3 separate regions of the Homo sapiens genome follow, and regions 2 and 3 are each linked to region 1. The links are chromatin loops, found by intact Hi-C in ENCODE. Cell type or tissue: prostate gland. All regions are shown on one strand.

Region 1 (8,000 bases):
CAGCTACTTGGGAGGCTAAGGCAGGAGAATCGCTTGAACCTCGGAGATGGAGGTTGTGGTGAGTCGAGATTGCACCGTTGCCCTCCAGCCTGGGCAACAAAAGCAAAAGTCCGTCTCAAAAAAAAAAAAAAAAAAGAAAAAAGAAAAAAAAATTATTATTTTTCACTTCTCTGATAATAGTAGGGTGGCAAAGTTCAGGACTGACCATCTAGCATTAACACTTGAGTCTAAACTATTTTAACATATTTGTATTTTGGTCCTAAAGCTCATTTTTGTGCCTCCATATTCTACATATTTACAGGATGTACAATACAGTGTTTAGTTGAACTTCTTGTTATTTATATAAAACTTTTGTCCCTACATCTTGAAAGTTCAAGCAATAACAACATCAGAAAAAATAACAATAACCACCCATATTAAGAACTTACTATGTGTCTGGGATGATGACAGATGCCTTTAATTCTCCTGTAATTCTCACAATGGCCAGATTTAAAAAGAGAAAAATAAAGCATTGATATGGTCTGAATGTTTGTTTCCCTCTCCCCCCAACCCCACCACCACCGAATTCTTATGTTGAAACCTAAGCCCTCACGTGATGGTATTAGAATATTAGAAGGTGGGGGTTTTGAGGACGTGATTATTTCGAGGGTGAAGCCCTCGTGAATAAGATTGGTGCCCTTATAAGGAAGTGAAGAAACCAGAGTTCTTCCTTTCCACCAATGTGAGAACACAGTGAAAAGATGCCATCTATGAACCAGAATGTAGGCCCTCACCAGACAATTTACGATGTTTTGTTTTAGCAGCCTGAAAAGACAAAGACAGACATTGAGTGTCAATTAACTTCGCCTAAAGTGATGCAAACAGTTGATCTCCTGTCTTGCTTTCCAAATTATTTTTGTTAACAACCTTAACTTCTGTTTCTTACCATAACAGACGGAAAATAGCTGTGTAGGTATGAGAGTAGACTTTTTTTTTAAATTAATTTCATGGTTCCTAAAAGACACCTTTGTGTCATATGATGACTAGGAGCTCATTAGCGTCTTTTATAAATTATTCTTATTGTACTGAAATGAATATACAAAACAGTATAGAATGTATCATTTTAGTCATTTTAAGTGTAAAGCGCAGCCATCACCAGTCCAACTATAGAACTTTTTCATCATCTCACACTGAGACTCTGTACCTATTAAATATTAACTCCTCATTTCCTCCTCTTCTCAGTTCCTGGTAGCCACTGATCTACTTTGTGCTTTTATGTATTTAATTATCCTAGATTCCTTATATAATTAAAATCACAAAACATGTGTTTTCCCGTGTCTGACTTATATTACTTAGCATAATGTTCTCAATGATCTTTGATGCCATAGCATGTATCAGAATATCATGCCTTTTTACAGCTGAATAACATTCCAGTGTCTGTACACACCATATTTTATTTTTCCAATGAACATCTGGATTGCTTCCATCTTTTGCCTGTTGTGAATAATGCTGACATGAGCCTAGATGTATAAATATCATGTTTTCAATTATTTTGTGTGTATACCCAGTTTTTGTTGCTGCAACAGAATAATAGTATCGCATCTTTGGAAAAGAGAATTTAACAAAAATTAGCCAGGCATGGTGGTGGGCACCTGTAATACCAGCTACACGGGAGGCTGAGGCAGGAGAATCACTTGAACCCAGGAGGCAGGGGTTGCAGTGAGCCAAGATAGTGCCACTGCACTCCAGCCTGGGCCACAGAGCGAGACTCCATCTCAAAAAACGAAAAAAAGAGAATTCAGTAATTCCTTCATCACTTTATATAACACCAGCTTGAGTTTCATCATTCAATAAATATAGTCTAATAGTTTTATTCCTTAAATGTACTTTGTTGCCCATGTGGAATAGATTATAGTGGCTTAAATTCTTTCTTCCACTAACCTTGAAACTTACAAGTTTAGTCTCTAAACTACGTGGTAATAAAAATTACTTTCATTATAAAACAGGTTTATAACAAATATTTTATATACATCAAAAGGTTGAAAAGATTTCAAATTTTAGAAAAAGAAGGACTCCTTAGAAAGAATTACAATATATCTCAGTTGATAGCCTGTATATGTAACCATTAACATCAATTTAAGTTAATACCAACCAGATTCTAACTCATAATTTTAAAGTTTATAGTTTTATAGTATGTTACATGCTTCTCTGTAGTTCACCAACAATACTTCACAAGAGCAAAAATCAGTACACTTCAAGCAAAGTTTAAAACCTGAGGGTCAAAATTAGGAAATATCTATTCATTTAAGCAAAGTGACTAAATGTACTCAAAAGAAGCAGAACTGCTTTTCATACAAATGAATGTCCCTTCATCAAAGCACAGTGCTAAATGCTATTATTTGAGGCAAAACTTTATAAATATAAATAATTTATCACACATTTTATGATTCACCATACAACTAAGGAATGTAACATAGCTTGAAATCATGTAAAAATGTTTACAGCGTAAGAACGACAAAGAATTCAAAAACATGAAGTATGCTTGCTCTAATAATTTAGAAAACAATAGATACTTTCATGGCCTATTTTCCCCAGAACAGGTTTATCATATTATTAATTTTATCCAGAGTCTTTGTTTTTTTTTTATGTCCTCGTGGTTTATATGTGCTACTGCATAATGTGTATTTGATGTCAAAATTTTCTTCATTGAAAGAAACTTTTTAGGGTGTTAGTACATTCATGTGTCTATGAATTTACCCAGTGACAATTGTTGCTGATACTAACATTTATTGTTCACTAGGTGCTACATATTATACTAAATAATTTACATACTTAGTTTTAACTATATAAAATTGTGGATGTTTATTTTTCATCTATAAAGAGGACAATTTCATATGGCTCATCCTGAGATTTTAGCTCATTTATTTCCCATAAGAACCATGAGATAGTTATTTATGTATGTCTATTTAGATATATTTAGTTATGATTTATTTTATTTTACAGATGATGAAACTAAGTCATAGAGATGTGAAATATCTTGTCCAAGTTTACCTACATAGTTAAGTAACAAACTCAAGAAATGAATTTGGCAATTTGACTGTATAGGCCATTGAATGAACTAGTCTATTACATTATAACAACAAGATAACAAGCGGTGAAATATACTCTGTGGGGGAGTTTGCTTCATTTCTGGACTCCTTCCCTTTGGTAACCCACTCGAAGCCTGTAACTGCCTAAAGTATGATCTGACTATAAACAGGAGCATGGTATCACCTAAGAGCTGCTAGAAATGCAGACCCCCGGGGAGTCTGAATCTGCATTGTAACAAGATTCCCTCGTTACAGTGTTTCGTATGAACCTTACCTTTTAAGAACAGATCTAAGCTGTCTTCATTTTTAAGACTTAATAAGCACATGCAAAACAATCCATCTACATTCAAAAGGTAAAGACAAAATAAGTCTACATGTAATAAAATGTCCTGGTTCAGGTAACCTGTGTTCAATAAGAAATAATACTTTAGATGTAATTTTGGGTGTACACAAAATGAATTCTCGTGAATGCATGCATTCCCCACACCCTTTCTTTTCGTCCTACATACCTCTTTAACTTATTCGGTGAATAGATGTCTATTATGTCTCTATTGTCATGAGATTGTGTCTTCAGTTTGCCATTTTGCTCTCTGCGATTCACACAAACTGTGGCTTTCCCTTTACACTTAGAACTTTAGGGCTTTATGTACAATCCCTGACATAGTGACAGGGAGTATTTCTTCCCACTAGATGGCAGTAACGGCAATTTAATAATACATATAAAGACACTTCCAGCTTGCTACAGGGCACTGCAAACAATGAGTGAGGGTTTCGTGAATTGCTGGACTTAATATAGGGAGCAATGACTTGGTGACAAATTGGAGAACAGTTTTTCTCTTTTGATGTCTATGTTTAAATTTTGTTTTGCATGCTTTTCAAGATTAAAAGCAGTCTTGTTTGCATATCTCTTACCCCTAGTTATAAGGAGCAGCTATTTTATGAATAATTTTCACTGGTAAGAGTGATAGACAGGTGGTTGCTAAAATAAGATATTTTGTTAGCATGACTATATAAATCATTTTCTTATTCCAGTTTTTAAGGAGATCTTTCCTTTTTTCTATAAATGACCATATATATAATTTCTAAATGCAGATATTCAAGATTCTCATGAGAAATCACATCTTGGATTGATAAATTTATTTTTATTAAGTTTCTTTCCAGTAAATGTTTTAAGAAGGCCACATACAAATGCCCTGTAGAAGTTAGGCAATAACAGCAAGGAGAGAAGAAGTTTATAGTAAAATGACAATAGGATTTTAACACATACAAATGCAATTCTACTGACATTCTATTTAGTGTTTAAATATGATTTTTTGCATTCAGAATGTTTTTACATGAATACTTAAGAAAAGAGAGAGGACAAAGCTTATTAATAAAGATGTAAATTTCTTTAGGGATATAATTATGCAACCTCATTGTTGCCTTGATGTTTCAAGGGATTGAAAATACTTTTGCCATTGATCACACTTGTCTTATATTGATCTGTGTTGAAACTCTAAAAGTGCTACCCCAGTGCTTCTCAAACTAACTGTGGTCTAAGCCAGACTATTTTTTTCCTAAATCATGAAGTAATGTTTTCCAATTTACAGTAAAAGTGGATAACTAGAGAAACTAAATGTAAAAACTGACATTAAAACATTCATATTTTATTACTTGAATCAACAGACAAATGTTGGGTTGATTTTCTATGAAATTTTCTAAAGGCTTACTCTCTATTTTTGTACTTCCATGTTTTCTAATGGGTATCAAACTGTTCTCAGAAGGGCCTGGCCCATGGACCCCACTTTGCATAGTGCTGCTCTAGACTGCTTCCTAGCAGAATGGAGCCACATCTTCCTGGGGAGTTAGGTTCTAAAGCAACCATGCATGGTGAAAACCTGGGGCCTCTCAATTAGTCTAATAAAGGCAGAATTTTTATTTTTGTTTTTTAATTTGGCTTCTTTGTTATCTGTTAATTAACCAGTTAATGATATGACTGGTTTCCATTTAGATGCTATGCAGTAGGAAAAATACATATATCTTAATGCTGGACTTACACTGAGCACAAGATAGGTGCCAAAGATGTGAAGTTCCCAGGCACAGAAACTGATACATGTCTCCCAGCTGGGACTCAGGTCTTCACCTCTGGAGAAGGAACACTGTCTTTTGCCACTATTTTACGTCTTTCAATCTGCATCCTCCTCCCTCCACCCCCAACTGCTCTTTTTCTTCCCTAGAGTGAGTACCAATGACCATATTCTCTTCCAGAGCCACATCAAAAGATTAAACAACGGCAACTTATACTGTTAGAAGGAAAAACACGATCTCTGCTCATAGAATCTGACAGTTTGTAGACATCAGCTGAGCTATGCTCACCCACTTTGGAGCAGGATGAAAGGCCAAACAACCTTCTGTGAGGACATTTTTCAGAAGCACTTTAGTAATAGGTCAATGGCAAATAGGCCTAAACTCAGATGTTTTGTGTCTGAGATCTCAATTCTGTTTGGATATTGTCACATTAATTTTCTAAGAATGTTATTTAATTTCAATATTATCCCATAAACAGGTATGTATGAAGAATATAAATATTCATACATACATTTTGAAGGTGTTTGACACATGTCAAACTAACATCAGCAACATATGTTTTACATCCAAAGTCCAAGATGAGTTAAGTGTCAACTTTTATCATTTGATTTTATGTAATTTAGCTGAGACAGGCCTCAATCTTAGCTTTAGACTATTTTGGATTTGGCCGTATATATACAAACTCATTTATCACTAAATTGAAAATATTTTCTTAAAAAAATACTCATGGAGTTATTTTAATTTCAGAACTTTACTAATACTTTTTATGATTTTAAATATATTTTCTGTTTTTCTCACTCTAATATAATGTCCAAAATGGGGAATATATTAAAATTATCCAGTTTATGTATCACATAGGAAAACACACCAAATTTCCCTAAGTACATACATTTATTTGCCAGGCATAGATCAGAAAACTAGAACATTTTATCTGTGCTAGTTTCTCCATTTGACTTAACGCTCTGTTTTTATTTGTTTTGTTATTGTATCAAAGGTGTATGTTTAAAAAATATCAATCAGTATTTGAAGCTCAAGTTAAAACTAGCACCATTTATCACTCTGTCAGACTTTAAAAAATACACACATAAAACAAACAAAATAATAGTAACCACAAAACAAAAACACTACACAAAACTGATCTGCATACCATGTAAATCTGTTTTTAAGAAAGCAGTCCTCAGGAAACTAAGAACCAATTAGTAGAAGAATAACTTACACAAGAACTATTTTCTAATTTTCTGATACCATCTACTTCCAAGCTAACACTTAATGATTGTATCATTGCCTATATAAGTTTTTTATTAATATACATTATTTTATATGAATATATGTATGTGCGGCTGGTGATATTTTTTGCGAATGTTTATATTTTTCAAGGATAACCAAATATATTTGTATTATTTTAAAGTTTAATATGCTACTTTTCATGTGCTAAGCCATGAATTTCAAAGAGTACAGTGAATGTTGTACATGGTTGTGTATATGTATGTATATCAAGTAGGGTTGAGCATTGAAAAAAATCATATAAAAACAATAGTACAGAGAAGACATTTCTATCTAAGAGGAACAGGCTGGGAAAAGTCAGCTGAAAATAAATGTACACATTTGGAGACAAAATTTTCATATAAATGAAGAGGAAAAGTTTGATTAGGATTTAATTTTTAAAATGTAAATAGAAACAATGCCAATTTAGTTTAGCTGTTTTTTTAAATTAGGTTTAATTATAACTCATGCAACAACTTAAGGATGAAAAAAACATTGGATGTTACACGTAAAATTCTTAAACAACTCTGTAATAGGGCACATCCTCAAATCCTTTAACTTATGCTTGACTTTAGTGAGGAAAAGAGGGTCATATTTGTAATATCATTTAAAATGACCTTTTTCCCAAGAGCATCTATTAAGGATTTGGATAATGATGATGGTGATTATGATGATACAGAGGATAAAGTTAATAGTTAGAATTTCCATGGAACTTACTGTATGCTAGTATTGCTTTAAAGCTCTACACATATTATTCTATTCTGTTGTGAGAAGTAGATAAATTATAAATCAAATATTATGTTATTAATATCATTCTGTTTTGAAGCACCTAGTGTCTACAAGTTCACTCTTCCAAAGTACTGCCATAAGCGTTGAACCAATTTCCCAGTTTCCTCTCAGGCTAGTTTTTATGTAGCAGAGAGAACTCTCTCTCTTTTTTTTTTTTTTTGTGACACAGTCTCACTCTGTCACCAGGCGGGAGTGCAGTGGTGTGATCTCGGCTCACTGCAAAGTCCGCCTCCCAGGTTTAAGCGATTCTCCTGCCTCAGTCTCCCGAGTAACTGAGATAACAGGCGTGGGTCACCACGCCTGGCTAATTTTTGTATTTTTAGTAGAGATGGGGTTTTGCCATGTTGGCCAGGATGGTCTCAATCTCTTGACCTCGTGATCTGCCCACCTGGCCTCGCAAAGTACTGGGATAACAGGCGTGAGCCATCACGCCCGGCCGCAGAGTGAACTCTTAAAATATGCATATTCACTTATCTATGATATGAACTGAGACGTCACTGATCAAACGCCTCCAAGGGCTTCCCAACTGACTTAGGAAAAACAATCCAATATTGTTGATATGGCCAACAAGGCCTTTCATGGCCTTATTTCACCATTTTATTGTCTTTGGTATAACTCAAATATGCCACACTCTGCTCTCCTTGAAAACCTCACTGGCTCTTTTCCCTGCCTCGGGCTGCCCTTTCCCGGGCTATGCCTGGTAGCATACTTCTTCACTTCTTGCAGGTCTCTTCTCAGATGCTACCAACTGCAAAAAATCATCTGCAACCAAAAATAGAAGAAACACTCCCCATAGACACCCAACCAACTTTA
Region 2 (8,000 bases), 940 kb before region 1:
ATTATTGTGTGGGAGTCTAAGCCTCTTTGTCGGTCTCTAAGGACTTGCTTTATGAATCTGGGTACTCCTGTATTGGGTGCATATATATTTAGGATAGTTAGCTCTTCTTGTTGAATTGATCCCTTTACCGTTATTTAATGGCCTTCTTTGTCTCTTTTGATCTTTGTTGGTTTGATGTCTGTTTTATCAGACTAGGATATGCAACCCCTGCATTTTTTGTTTTCCATTTGCCTGGTAGATCTTCCTCCATCCTTTTATTTTGAGCCTATGTGTGTCTCTGCACATGAGATGGGTTTCCTGAATACAGCACACTGATGGGTCTTGACTCTTTATCCAATTTGCCAGTCTGTGTCTTTCAACTGGGGCATTTAGCCCATTTACATTTAAAGTTAATATTGTTATATGTGAATTTGATCCTGTCATTATGATGTTAGCTGGTTATTTTGCTCATTGGTTGATGCAGTTTCTTCCTAGTCTTGATGGTCTTTAAAATTTGGCATGTTTTTGCAGTGGCTGGTACCGGTTGTTCCTTTCCATGTTTAGTGCTTCCTTCAGGAACTTTTCTTTTAGGGCAGGCCTGGTGGTGACAAAATCTCTCAGCATTTGCTTGTCTGTAAAGGATTTTATTTCCCTTTCACTTATGAAGCTTAGTTTGGCTGGACATGAAATTCCAGTGCTTCCTTCTAAAACTTTTCTTTTAGAGCAGGCCTGGTGGTGACAAAATCTCTCAGCATTTGCTTGTCTGTAAAGGATTTTATTTCTCCTTCACTTATGAAGCTTAGTTTGGCTGGATATGAAATTCTGGGTTGAAAATTCTTTAAGAATGTTGAATATTGGCCCCCACTCTCTTCTGGCTTGTAGAGTTTCTGCTGAGAGATAAGCTGTTAGTCTGATGGGCTTCCCTTTGTGGGTAACCCGACCTTTCTCTCTGGCTGCCCTTAACATTTTTTTCTTCATTTCAAATATGTTGAATCTGACAATTATGTGTCTTGGAGTTGCTCTTCTCAAGAAGTATCTTTGTGGTGTTCACCATATTTCCTGAATTTGAATGTTGGCCACGATGCTAGATTGGGGAAGTTCTCCTGGATAATATCCTGAAGAGTGTTTCCCAACTTGGTTCCATGCTCCCTGTCACTTTCAGGTACACCAATCAGACGTAGATTTGGTCTTTTCACATAGTCCCATATTTCTTGGAGGCTTTGTTCATTTCTTTTTATTCTTTGTTCTCTAAACTTCTCTTCTTGCTTCATTTCATTGATTTGATCTTCCATCACTGATACTCTTTCTTCCAGTTGATTGAATCGGCTACTGAGGCTTGTGCTTGTGTCTTGGTTTTCAGCTCCATCAGGTCCTTTAAGGACTTCTGTGCATTGGTGATTCTAGTTAGCCATTCATCTAATTTTTTTTCAAGGTTTTTAACTTCTTTGCCATGGGTTCAAACTTCCTCCTTTAGCTCAGAGTAGTTTGATCGTCTGAAGCCTTCTTCTCTCAACTCGTCAATGTCATTCTCCGTACAGCTTTGTTCCATTGCTGGTGAGGTGCTGCATTCCTTTGGAGGAGGAGAGGCACTCTGATTTTTAGAGTTTCCAGTTTTTCTACTCTGTTTTTTCCCCATCTTTGTGGTTTTATCTACCTTTGGTCTTTGATAATGGTGATGTACAGATGGGGTTTTGGTGTGGATGTTCTTTCTGTTTGTTAGTTTTCCTTCTAACAGTCATGACCCTCAGTTGCAGGTCTGTTGGAGTTTGCTGGAGGTACACTCCAGACCCTGTTTGCCTGGGTATCAGCAGCAGAGGGTGCAGAACAGTGGATATTGCTGAGCAGCAAATGTTGCTGCCTGATCGTTCCTCTGGCAGTTTTGTCTCAGAGGAGTACCTGGCCGTGTGAGGTGTCAGTCTGCCCCTACTGGGGGATGCCTCCCAGTTAGGCTACTTGGGGGTCAGGGACCCACTTGAGGAGGCAGTCTGTCCATTCTCAGATCTCCAGCTGTGTGCTGGGAGAACCACTACTCTCTTCAAAGCTGTCAGACAGGGACATTAAGGTCTGCAGAGGTTTCTGCTGCCTTTTGTTTGGCTATGCCCTGCCCCCAGAGGTGGAGTCTACAGAGGCAGGCAGGCCTGCTTGAGCTGCGGTGGGCTCCACCCAGTTCGAGCTTTCCAGCCACTTTGTTTACTTACTCAAGCCTCAGCAATGGTGGGCTCCCCTCCCCCAGCCTCACTGCCACCTTGCAGTTTGATCTCAGCCTGCTGTGCTAGCAATGAGTGAGGCTCCATGGGCATAGGACCCTCCAAGCCATGCGTGGGATATAATCTCCTGGTGTGCCATTTGCTAAGACCATTGGAAAGGTGCGGTATTAGGGTGGGAGTGACCTGATTTTCCAGGTGCCATCTGTCACCCCTTTCTTTGACTAGGAAAGGGAATTCTCTGACCCCTTGTGCTTCCCGGGTGAGGTGATGCCTTGCCCTGCTTTGGCTCACACTCAGTGCACTGCTTCCATTGTCCTGCACCCACTGTCTGACACTCCCCAGTGAGATGAACCCAGTACCTCAGTTGGAAATGCAGAAATCACCCATCTTCTGTGTCGCTCACACTGGGAGCTATAGACTGGAGCTATTCCTATTCAGCCATCTTGGCTCCACCCCTGTTGTCACTTTTTAGGGAAAGTATTTGCTGAGCTTCTTATTCTACCATTTTGGAAGTCCCCTTTTCAGAAATATTTAATTGTTGATAGGCATGATTTAGTTTCTACCTAGTTTTTGATCAAGCATCAAGCAGTTGAGATTCTTAGATAATCAAGTGCATTTTACTAATGACTCCATAAATATTATATTCTGATTTTTAGAAACATATCCATATTAGAAAATGTACATGAACAGGGCTAATTTTCTTCATGTATTGGAATGAATGTTTTGTATTTATTTTTGAATTCTTTTCCTATCCAAACTCTACAATTGAAGATAATGGAACAGGAGATAAAATTGAAAGCTTTTGAAATTGTCTAGATAGTAGACTGAATATTTGCGATGTATTTTCTACTCTCTTTTTCTTGATTACATTTTAGTAATATGAAATAAAAACGGTCAGCCATTAACAGCAGAACATATGCAACCTATTTAAACCAAAAGTCTTTCAAGCATCTCAGGAGCAGACCTGAGAAGCTTTTCTAAGTTAAATGTACAATAATCATCTAACAAGAATAATCTGACACTTTATATGTGACCATGATGGCAAATAAAATTGGATTGCTCCCAATTTGATAGCCCATGGAGGGTTGTACAATAATTTTATGCTAATTCTAAAAAACCTATGATTTCTACTTTTAGAAATTCATGATCAAATTTATCTTCTTATCTGTGTGGAGTTTAGGAAAGAAACACATCATGCTAAAGACAACAAAAGCCTGAACAAAGTCCCTCTATTTAGTCAAAATAGAATTTCACAAACAATGGAGTTTAAAATTCAAATGTCTTCAAAGCAGTTGTAATAATAATTGTTTCCACTAAGGTGTGCTAGATCTCCAAATATTATTCATGCTCTCCTTGTCTTACCACACTGCACTGAATTTCACCGTGTTCATTGCCTTCCCCAGGGCTGCCAAGCATTTACCACACAGGAGGTTTTTAAGCTGGAGCAACAATGTGCTGCACACAAATTCAGCTAAAACACAAAAGAAGACAAGAAATCATTTAAAAATGTTAAATGAAAAGAAAAAAATAGTTGCATTGTGAATTGGTGATTTTTATAAACAGACTCAGGTATTGACTTTGATTTTGCAGAAATAATTTGGTTTGTTTGAGAAATTCTAGAAGGTTAACCTAATAGGAGGAAGTTTTTCAGGCAATTTTTCTTCTAATAAAACTCTCTAATGTCCTATTATTATTTATAACTAGTGTTACGAATGTAAGTTATCTTTTGCTTTAATAGCGTATCAGTCTGACGCTATCATTTGTTCATGATGATTTAAATCCCTAGAGGTTCCTGAGATCATCTAGTGAAGTTTGAAAAACAACTAACACAAAAGAGCAGCTCTAAATAGTGTGTCAGGCAGAAGATGGCACAGATTTGGGAGTATAACAAAACCTTTTAGTCTGTAGAAAGAAAAATTAATTCTTATTATTTGCAATACTGAAGTTATTTTTTTAAACAAATCTTAAAGTTATCAACTAGAAATTTAGCTATCTTGGTAAAAGCCTTCTCTATAGCTGGTAATTTAATGATAGACTCTGAAAGATTTGCCAGGAGAATGTGCTAACTTTTCCCAGAAACAAAATCTGGGTTCTTCATAGGGATTTCTATGCACACATCCACCTTAGTTTGAAAGCATTTTTATATATGCAAATAACTTTTTTTGGTCATGTAATTTTACTTAGAATGTGAATGGGAGTTTCTTTTTTTTCTTGATTTTACTGTGATTTCAGTTAAAAAGACAACTTGCACTTTCTCACCTCTAAATGAATATGATTGCTTCAGCAGCTTGTCCACTTAAATAATTTGGTTTCATGATTTTGATTATATTCACTAATCATTGTAATCAATGGCCATCTTAATAGTAATTTTTAAAATGTCAGCACTAAATTTACATTAACCTTAAAGAAAAACCTCAAATATTTTAGTACTTAAATTGTTACCATAATTTATTTTTGTAAACAAAAAGCAGTTTATAGTCAGTTGAACAACTGGAAATCAGTTGATAAGTAACTAGATATAGATTGTTTTAAAAATAAAAAATTTTTTGGATCAAGCTGGAAAGTTTTTACCAAAATCAATATTTTTTCATATATATAGTTGTAGTTTCGTAGTTCATGTTATTATAAAATATTATCTTACTTAGACCAAATTTTATATTTAAAAAGTCTTTTTGGCTACGATACAACTCCTTTTGTTTTGATAAATTTTCAAAGTAATAGTAATGAAAATGCATAATCAAGTAAGTGAATTTTCATATACATGAAAAATTTCATTAGAGTATTGGAAAAATGACATGTTTTATAATTCTATTGCCTTTTCATGTGGTTATTAAATTAGTGAGTTGACAAATGTGAAATGACGTCTGTACTTTTACTGAGATATGTTGTTTAAGTAACAGTAGTGTGACTGGGAGACAATTTAGGACAGTAGAGTTTTTACACTCTTAACCGGGAAAATTTTTTCATTTGTGAGATCATTTGAGTTAATTTATTGTAACTACTGTATCCATAATTTTTGCCTGCTAAAGAATGGCGATTATTATTTCCTAAAACCTTAAATAAGGGCATAAGATTAATTAAACCCATTTTGTTGATCCAGAGGAAGAAGGAAGTATTTTGTATTTCAAAATATAAGTTTAGAGAGATTATTATTTGATGTTATGGAAATATAAAACAAATAGAAATTTTATACCCTGTGTTTAAACTTCAGATTTTTAAAAAGTACTTTCTAAAAACAAAGAGGAATGGATGTTGAATATCACACACAGCTAAAAGCTAATAAGAGAAAATTGTAATCATGCAGGAAGGTATTTAAACCCATTAATTACTTGTTAAAAGGATATAAATGAGAAAATAAAAATCTTCAGCATTTAGAACAGCAGCCATTCCTGCTGAATGGAAAGCACTGTGCAACTTGAAGGTAGATTGACTGGAAACTTTGGGAGGCAAGTAAATGGTGCCTGACTTGCGTTAAGACACAGCATTTCATCTGGTTTAGTTTTAGTTTAGGTTTAGGGCATTAATATGTATCTTTTCTAAAAACAAAGCATGTTTTGAATTTATTTAGAAATTCTACCCGGAATATTTATACCAATTAATACTCTATATTTAACACACACAAAAAATAAAAGGCCCCACTCCATTTCCTCTTTGACAATAAATGGAACTAAGAAGTCTTCCCTAGGAATGCTTTCCCAGAAATATTTAAAATAAATACAATTAAGATAAATTCCGTAGATAATTTTTTTGAGAAACGTGTGCATGTAATGTAGAAAATTTAAGTGTTATTATTTATTTGAGTAAATGGGGTAAGGTACAAGCCCTGTGTAAATTAGAAAACATTGCCCATCTACATCTGAAGAGGAATTTGGCTTGGTTCGATGCCAAGGGTCAAGTAGAGGCACAAATCTCACATGTTGGAGGTCCTGGGAGCCTGACCAGGAGGACTCAACGGAGGACAGATGGAAAAACTACAGACTGATCTTATTTCACAACTTTAGGAGGATCACTCTGAATTTATTTTTCTTTAAGTAGGAGAGAGCTACATTGTACATACGGAAGCTTAAGTTTGGAAAGAGGAAAGCTGAAAAGAGGAAACTTCCAAACTGTTTGTGGACAGGTGGGACAGGGTGGTGGTGAGGTGATGGTGGAGACCAAATCTTGGAAGACCCAGGTGATGCTGTATTATGTGCACAGTGTCATTCCCCTGAAAGCAAGTCAGCTTACAGAGATTCAGGACCAGAGAAAAGATAAATTATAGTAAGAGGTCAGGAAGGTAAAAAATACAGATCCAGGATTTTTTTAAAAAATTAAAAGTGGTCTACAAATTTGATTATATATTTCTTGGTAGTCAAAGAAAGTTATTTTCATCATCTATGGAGAGAAAGTATATCAGTTTCTCATAAAAAGCAAATAATTTCCTTTCATTGTGTTCTAAAAGAATATAGGAGAGAATTTTATGATTAGTAGTTTATTACTTTGTATTAAGATTTTTGTCTTTAATTTTTCTTTTAAAATGCAAAAGCTGATAGCAAATATATGCTGTATTAAGCCACTAATACCTGCAAATTATAAATAATTTTTATATAGTCTGTGTTTGGAGGTTGGGCTTAATTTTTTCAAAGGTTAATCATGGAATCTGTAAAAGAATGGTTTATAATTTAGATTTCCATTCCCTAGGTTTTATTAGTTCCAGCTCTCTGAGTTTAAAATTGCCTATATTGGAAAAGAAATCAAATACGTGATTACCTGTATAGAAAATAATTTAATGGAACTACTAAATGATAACTAAATTATAATTTTAGACATTAGGCACACTGGAAAATCTTTATGGTTTGCTGACTTAATCTGTATTATCCATGTTGTCACAATGTCAATAAACCTTCACTTTTTAATTAAAAACTTTTTTTTTTTTTAAGAGATGGGGTCTTGTTATATTGCCCAGGCTGGAGTGCAGTGGCTATTCACAGGTGGGGGATCATAGTGCACTGTATCCTCCAGCTCCTAGGCTCAAATGATCTTCTAGCCTCAGCCACCCAAGCAATAAATCTTCACTTTTAACAGGTGAAGACTGAGGGTTATTTCTGTGAACATACTTTCTAACTAGGTCAAGTTCAGTATTATTGATTCAGGGAAACCAGTTTTTAAAGAGAAGCAGCATCCACAGAGCAGCTTCTAATTTGTCCTGTGGCTAATCTTGAGGAAAGGGGGGGTTGTAATTGATGTTAAAGACATGGACTACAATATACCTACGTGAATAGTTTTTAGATTTGGTGATGGGTATGCAATATTTGACATGGGTGAGTCACATCATTTTATTTTTTTACCTTCTTCTTCCCTTATGTTTATTGCTTCATATTATTAAAGAACTGCTTGTCCACTTCATTAACATTTTAATCATGAAAGCCAAAGAAAGCATTCTACTACAGGATATATCTCCATGTATGTTGGTTTTATTTAATATTCTTCTTGTTTTTTTCAATAATTAATGTACAAATAAAGAAAAAATAAATTGCACTTAAAAACCAAATAAACTCCACAACTCAACAGCAAATAAAGGATTATGCTGAAATATGAGCTTTGACAACACCAAAACCATGAGTAAAAATATAACTTATATTCATTTTTAGCTGTATAATTATAAAAGTAACTACTTGTAACTACTTTTATAATTAATTTTTGACATTGGTGTCATGTGATATATACAAAAGAATAGAAATGACAGCTATAATCAGCTATGCATTTTGTATACTTTTTTCTTTTCTAAAGTGAGTTTGAAATGGCTGAATATATAGTTTTTTACTGTGATCTCAT
Region 3 (8,000 bases), 330 kb after region 1:
TCAAGTTAAACATGATACAAGACACAATAAAGCATATCAATGATATGATATATTACTATATAAAGTACAATTGTGTGTGTGTGTGTCTGTGTGTGTGTGTGAAGAGAACACAAGACAGAAAGTGCCACAATTGAGGAAAAGGCTTAAAGCAGACTTTTCTTTCTCTATATTTGTTAAAATTTCTAAAATTTACATATTTTACTTGTAATCTGAAAAACAATCTTAAGAATATTGGCAATCACAAAGCTAAAGAAATAAGTCTTCACATATTTTGCAATTTACCTGATATTGAACATAGTATTGTAAATCAGAAAGCCCTAAAATTTGCTCCCATCTGTAATGTTTAAACATGCTGGACTGAAATACATTTGCCCAATAAAGAACTTGTTAACTCATGAAAACTCTTCATGTCTAATAGCAAACAGAATGAAACCTTTTTGTTCCTCACTGAGAAGGTAAATAAAGGGCAAAGCAGTGAGGTCTCCAAAATCAGACAGAAAAGCCATGCCCCAGCTATAAGCTCCTGGCTGCAGGCATTGTGGAAAGCAATTTGGAGGGGAACAAATCCATTAATAAAGTTTCAATACTTCAGTGACCTTTGAGCAATTCCAGATGTAGACATGGAGATAGCCCCACAGATAACAAGAAAGGGCCTGCTACAAGAAGGGGCACTCCAGAGCAGGCTTGCAAGAGGCTAGAATTCCGTGGAACCCAGAAAAGAGATTCAGCACAAAAGAATCCAGATTCTTGATGAAATATCACCAAAGATTCATTCTCTTATAAGAGCTTTTACCAGTTCCTTATATTTCCTCCAGTGACAAGGAAATACATGCCAGTCTATATTTCTTGATAAGATGATAGTTTCATCAATAACTAGTCTTTATGATGCACTTATTTCCAATCTATCACTATGCTAATTTTTTGTATAAAGTAAATCATTTAATCTTCACACAAACCCAACTTAGTAGAGACTATCATTAGCATTTTATAATTAGAAGATGAGGCAAAGAAACTTAAATAACTTGGGCAAAGTCATCCGCCTAGAATAGGGATCAGTAAATTTTTTCTTGAAAGGCCAGAGAGTGAATATTTTGGCCTTGCCAGCCTTAAGGTCTCCATCACAACTGCTCAACTCTGTTGCTGCATAGAGAAAATGCATCTATAGACAATACTTACACAAAAAACACAGCTGTGTTGCGAAAATCATTGGTGGGGCCAATATGTTAGGTCAGTCATTTCATTTTTTAAATAATAGTTTTCATTATTTAAAATGAAAACTATTATTTAAAAAATGAAATGACTGACCAACCAATAATTGGTTGGCAGACTATGGTCTGCCAACCCCTGATCTAAAAGGCAATAAACCAAGATTCAAACTCAATACCATGCCTTTAATAATTAAACTGCCATACAATAAGAGAAAATAAAATAAATACGGTTCTCTTTCTACAGTGTGGGCAGGCTCACTAATTCTCAAATATTATTTTGGCTGTCTATATGGTCCTATTCTAAAGAAACTGATTAGGTAATGTGAATTGTTACTTGTCATGATTTAGTGAACAAAAAAATCTGGATGCCCAGGGGGCATAAACAAGGTAGGTAGCTCCCCTAGCAGGATGTGAATTTAATAACCTTATTTCAGAGTATATCTGTAGACCTGAAATTTGATCAGTATTCAGCCTTCTAAAATGAAAGGGGAAAAAAGGAGCTGACTTTGAGCTCTTTTTAATACAGAAATATCTAGTTTAACAAGTCCTATGATCTATATTTTTTCTTAATTTCAAAAATATTGTTACTTTGCAAATTTGTCTCACAAGTATAATAATAATGGACAAGATAGCTATACATGCTTTAAGTTGTTTAAAATTCAAATATTAGGGAAAGATATTTTAGTCATATCTAGTTTTTCTTACAGTTATAAAGCAGAGTTGAAAAATAATCAATATGTTAGGTCAGTCATTTCATTTTTTAAATAATAGTTTTCACCAGAATTTATTTGAGAGTCACATCTAGGAACACAGCATGACTAAAGATAACGTTAAGACTTCTACAATAATTGAAAAGCTACATAATCTATGGGTAAAAGAAAAAAAAAGTCACAAAATTTAAATTCTCAGTCTTTACAATATTCATTACCTGAGCTAATTATTTCTAAATCTGAATCCTCCACAGGAAAATGGCAATCATATCACCTGTTAGCTTACCAGCCTTAGTCTAAAAGTTTTATGAAAAAAAATCATAAATTATTTTGTAAATTTAAAACACTATATTCACGAAAGTAGTCTTCTAAGACCTACAGTTGATTCTAACAAGGAAAAAAAATCTTTGTTTTCTTTGTTCCCTCTCTCCTTCATAGATCTATAATCCCTTCCACCAGAAACAGAATGAAGGAGAGACCAGGAGCTCTCTTTGCCATCCCATCCTTGTGAAAAAGCAAAGTAAACTCATTATCATAGCATTATTTCATTTTTCAGGACCTTCTAAAATTTTTCCTTACCATTAATAATCACCAACATAGGCCGGGCACAGTGGCTCACGCCTGTAATCCCAGCACTTTGGGAGGCCGAGGCAGGTGGATCACGAGGTCAGGAGATAGAGACCATCCTGGCTAACACTGTGAAACCCCGTCTCTACTAAAAATACAAAAAATTAGCCGGGCGTGGTGGCGGTTGCCTGTAGTCCCAGCTACTCGGGAGGCTGAGGCAGGAGAATGGCGTGAACCCGGGAGGTGGAGCTTGCAGTGAGCCGAGATCGCGCCACTTCACTCCAGCCTGGGCGAGAGACAGAGACTCCGTCTCAAAAAAAAAAAAAAAAAAAAATCACCAACATAAGATATAGTCATTCCTAAATAAAATATACAGTCCACAGCAGGTCCTCAAATAAAATCATGTTGTTATAATGTTGATGAGAAGAAAACTGATTCCCAGCTGGGGCCACTGTCTGAATGGAGTTCGCACGTTCTCCTCATGTCTGCATGAGTTTTCTCCCCGTTCTCCAGTGTTCTCCCACGCCTCAACGCTGTGCATGTTGGGTGAATTGGGATGCCTACATGGTCCCAGTCTGCGTGTGTGTGTGTGTGTGTGTTTATGTCAGTGTGCCCTTTGATGGGATGGCATCCCGTCTAGGGTTGGTTCCTGTCTTGTGCTCTAAGCTGTCTGCATAGGTTTTGGACACCCACAACCCTGAACTGAAATAAATGGGTAAATAATTGTCTTACTTGTTTTTATCACTCTTTCTTAAATGTATACATTGCTCACATTTATTATAATATTTAAAATTAGAAGTGTTTTAGTCTTTAGTTAGAAGTTTGCTGATGTTTTTGTGATCAAAATATGCTGTAGGAACTTAACTCTTGTTTATACCAAGTAGCCTGTGGGAAGATTGGTTTCCCCATTCATTCATCTTTTCACTCAGTCAGTTTCCAAGAGCCTATTAACAGTATTAAGTCAGGACTTAATGTACTAGATTCCTAGAGCACTTTCGTCAGAATCCTCAGGGACTGAAGACTAAACAATAATAATATGTACAGAACATCTGTATAAGTAGTTTACACCAACCGGTTGACTAAAATTTTGGCTCGATTTCTCAGAAATATCATAAAGATACTGTAGTAGATGGCGTTACTTTTGGCAAGTGTTTACAGCCCAGCTTTCAGGAAGGATTATACTCCCTCACTGACTAATATCAGCCTTGGTCGTATGACTTGTGAAAAGTGGGCAGAAGTGACACATGTCACCAGCAAACAGAAATTTTAAGAGCCACTATGTAGTCTGGCACTTTCTTTTTACTCCTGTTCTATGAGATTAGAATATTGCAGAGAAACACTGCTCCATGAGCTGGAGTCCAGAGTGAAGACAACGTGGAATCACACTAGGATCAACCCAGAGGACCGTGTAGCAGAATGAGAAATAAAATATTGTTGCTGTAAGTCACTGGTATTTTAAGTCACTTAAGTATCAATGATATCAGTGTTATCCAGTAATAACAAGTGACTTAAATATCAGTGACTAATAGCAGAATAACCTAGGCTCTCCTAAGTGACTAATTAATAAAATGTTAAAGTCCAGTTACACTCTGTACTTTGACAATTTAATTAGAATAATTAACATAAAGAGGGCGGCAACATAAAACATCTTATTTATTCACAAAGAAACAAGCATTTGAGTGTTTCGTATATGTTAACACAGTTGCTTAAAACAGGATATAAGATCCAGTTTTGTCTGCACTAAACCACAAAGATGTTGTAAGGGATTCAGAATCAAAGAAGGATTTTAAAAGTTATTTATAGGATCGGAAAGCATATAGCTAAAGAATCACATCCAGAAATAATATTGGCCATTATTTAGAGATTGGATATTGGGATGGTCACTATCCTGTTGTATAGTTACTTTTTTTCTTTTTTCTTTTTTAACCAAGAGACTTCAAAATTGTTTTCAATGCAAAAAAAAAATGACTCTCAAAATGTATCAGCAAAACTCAATAAATTTTCTAAATCCAGAGAATGAAAATAAATATACCATTTCCTGTCTAGAAGCTAGGTCTTCATATTACACAGATCATATCAAGATCTCTGTTTTTAATAAAAAGTAAATTGTGTTATCAGTATTTTTTAAACATAAAATCTTTAATATCTGGCTCAATACATGAAATATATGACTTTAGGGATAACATGAGATACTCTGCAATTTCAAGAAATTATCAGCACAGCATCAGGGATACCCTGCCCTCTACTGTCAGTACTTTAATTTTGCATCTTTAACTAAATAGTTATTAAATCACTTCATTGAAAATCCAAGGTTTTTTTTTTTCTCTTTATGCTTTGGTATATAAACATTGTTTCTGTTCTATTAGCTGTTTTCTTATAAAATTTAACATGATGTTTCACTTACATATTAAAGTTAATCTCTCTCTTTTTTTTTAGATGGAGTCTCACTGTTGTCGCCCAGGCTGGAATGTAATGGCAGGATCTGGGCTCACTGCAACCTCTGCCTACTGGGTTCCAGCAATTCTCCCTTCCTCAGCCTCCGAGTAGCTGAGATTACAGGCGCCCGCCACCATGCTTGGATAATTTTTGTATTTTTAGTAGAGACGGGGTTTCACCATGCTGGCCAGGCTGGTCTTGAACTCCTGACCTCAGGTGATCCACCCACCTCAGCCTCCAAAAGTGCTAGGATTTTAGGCGTGAGCCACCGCGCCCAGCCTAATCAATCTCTTTACACTACTCCTGAATAATGAAAGGAACTCAGAAAGCTTTCATCTCATCAGTCATTTCTCAATTTATATTCTCTTCTTTCACATTTATTTTTCTTGATTTTTATCCCATTAGTTTTAAAATGTTGTAATTCTTTTACCTGGTAAATGTTTCCTTACGGTTACAAACATGTGTCTATTTTATTTGCTCACCATATCTTCTTGCATCTCAGACTTCCTTTGAAGTCATTTCATTTTTTATGTGGGTTTGCTGATGAGAAATGCCCACTATATTTATTTTTCTGCAAAAATCTTGAGTTTGTCCTTCTTTTTTAAAGGCTTGGAGACAGAAAGTTCTAGATGAACAATTATTTCCCTTCACTACTTGAAGATAATATTCTCCTATTTCTAGCTTCCATTGTTGATGATACTGCTCACCATCACATCCCAACTGGCCATTCTGACTGGCCCAGCTTTGCAGCTTAGCGATAAACTATCCTGCCAACAACCTCATAGACTACTCTAGCCAAGCTCTTGTTAATGCCAGTCTGAGTAGTTTTTTTGCAGTTTTGCTAGGCAATTTCACTTTTTCATTGGCTTTCTACTTCACCTGTGTTTCAAGTTCCTCAATTCTATTTGGTTTCTATTTATCTGTCATTTGCTTGTAACTTCCAGAATTTTCCTATAATGTGATCTCAAATGGTAGTTTAAAATATGTGCATATTTACAGTGCATTGTTTACATCATCTGCACTTATGTCAATGAAGAGTAAACATGTTCCTGAACCATCATTCAATATTTTGCATCGTCATAGTATTCTGGATATATATTAATGATGGTCTTGTAAACAGTAATATTCAATTTTTTTAAATCACATATTTGTCAAAAAAAATCATTTCCCCAATATATTATGCTCATTTGAAAATTACACACATGTTCTACCATAAATTTTTTTTTATTTTTTAATTTTAAGTTCTGGGACACACGTACTTCTGCACACGCAGGTTTGTTACATAGGTGAACGTGTATCATGGTGGTTTGCTGCACCTGTCAACCCAACATCAAGGTATTAAGCCTCACATGCATTAGATATTTATCCTGATGCTCTCCCTCTCCTACTTCCCTCTGACAGGCCCCAGTGTGTGTTGCTCCCCTCCCTGTGTCCATGTGTTCTCATTGTTCAGCTCCCACTTATAAGTGAGAACATGCGGTGTTTGGTTTTCTCTTCCTGTGTTAGTTGGCTGGGGATGATGCCTTCCAGCTTCATCCATATCCCTGCAAAGCACATGATCTCGTTCCTTTTTATCTACCATAAATTTTAACATTAAGTAGTAAGAAAATATATTTTCATTTTTAGAGATGTAAATTTGAATACCATATATGAAATCAATGTTGTATGTATTCTTAAGTGCATGTCCCACTGGTATCAGTAAGGGTCCTAGAAGATCTTACCTATTCAGGGTATTTGTTGAGCAGTGATCCACCTGATAGTAGAGCTAGCTATGTGCTTTGGACACCATATATTTTCAGAGCTTTTTAAGTAATGCAATAAGAAATCTAAAAAAATGCACGTATATTGTTATTGTCTTTAATTACTAAATATGCTGCTTCTCAAATAATGGTTATGTCACAAACAATACACACAATATTAAGTAAAATCTTATCAACAGTCAAACCACTTCTCATTAACCTAAAAACATTTGTCTTATACCTGTAATGTGCTTGGTATTATATTAGGTGCAAATGGTAGAGTGGAAAAACATGCTCCTGGTAAGGTCATAGGTTGTAAAGTTTCTTACAAGACACTCACTATTATGAAACCTGTACAATAAAGTGTGACAAGTGCTAAGATAGGACAAGTACAGCACATTTTGTGAGTACTTAGTTTTGGAAACATTTTTAAAAGACTCAGGTTCTTACGATTTGGCTTAAGAGTACACTTTAGACAGAACCTTGAAAAGTATGTTTTGTTTCTTAGCCCGGAGAATCACATCATAACTCATTTGTTCTCCTGCAATATTTGAAATCCTAGAGGGACACTAAAAACAGTTCATAAAAAATTAAAACATGAAAAAGGTTAGTGATGATTTACAAACAAAGCTTGCTACAGATAGTTGCAAGTCAATACAATCTTGAAAGGGCATCTCTTTTGATAGATGTGTTCGCCCAAAGTAGAGTTTATTAGAGATTCAGAAAATCATACAAATATGTTTTGGTTCCCCGAAATCAAGAGAGAGTGAGAATATAGCAACTGAAAAATAGGTAGAAGGTAAAGTATGAATTAAATATACTTTTAAAAGTATACTGAACCAGTTAAAAATTTAATTTGGTGTAACATGATCCAGCACAAGTTTAAGAGCATCACATATTACAAGATTATCAGGATTAGACACTCATTAAAATGGATGTTCCATTTTAAGTACTATACCTAATAAGTATCATCTTGCAATAAAGGGAGATGACCCATTTTCTGCCTGTTCTTTCTCAACACCAGGAGGTTAAGTTACCAATGGGTGCTGCGTATACACACTCACAGAGTTACGCAGTCATGTGTCTGGGGGTTCACTAAGTCAGAAAAAAATTACAATCCACTTTCCTGGCATCTAAGATTTAGCTAATCTTATGTAATTGAAAGTATCTAGAAACACCATTAAGTATGTGCACATTTGTATAAACTTTCGTGGTAGAATATTTGTCTACATAGTTGTGTTTGTGGCTAGCCACACCTGGCTGTGCTCTTATCTTGGGGGTACATTATCACAGCCTGTTTGAGAGTATTTCGGGAGATCTGAAACAACTGTTATTAGAAC

Evidence for each region. Hi-C counts contacts between places; a loop is a spot of excess contacts. Peaks named below come from ENCODE experiments on the same cell type or tissue, not always from the same donor. Only the 100,000 strongest peaks of a DNase experiment are listed, where the experiment ranks them.
Region 2: it touches region 1 in a loop (4-fold over the local background); 4 of 110 quality-filtered maps call a loop at or near these places.
Region 3: a loop joins it to region 1, with 2.8 times the contacts of the local background. A loop is called at or near these places in 15 of 110 quality-filtered maps.

What each region holds. Positions count from the first base shown.
Region 1 is chr21:16,326,289-16,334,288 of GRCh38, reverse strand. All of the region lies in intron 4 of MIR99AHG (mir-99a-let-7c cluster host gene), which reads right to left. Among named protein-coding and RNA genes, the nearest start is that of SNORD74B, 46 kb to the right of the region's middle. In prostate gland, a CTCF peak has its summit at 3,747 (motif pointing right); a DNase peak (open chromatin) is centred at 3,778; H3K27ac peaks cover 1,347 bases.
Region 2 is chr21:17,265,949-17,273,948 of GRCh38, reverse strand. LOC107985511 (a long non-coding RNA gene) reads right to left here. Exons shown (of 4, transcript XR_001754975.1): 4 at 2,788-3,657. Among named protein-coding and RNA genes, the nearest start is that of LINC01549, 170 kb to the left of the region's middle. In prostate gland, a CTCF peak has its summit at 3,476; a DNase peak (open chromatin) is centred at 3,578.
Region 3 is chr21:15,999,793-16,007,792 of GRCh38, reverse strand. No RefSeq gene overlaps it. Among named protein-coding and RNA genes, the nearest start is that of MIR99AHG, 67 kb to the left of the region's middle. In prostate gland, a CTCF peak has its summit at 4,691 (motif pointing left); no DNase peak of the experiment used is centred here; H3K27ac peaks cover 1,938 bases.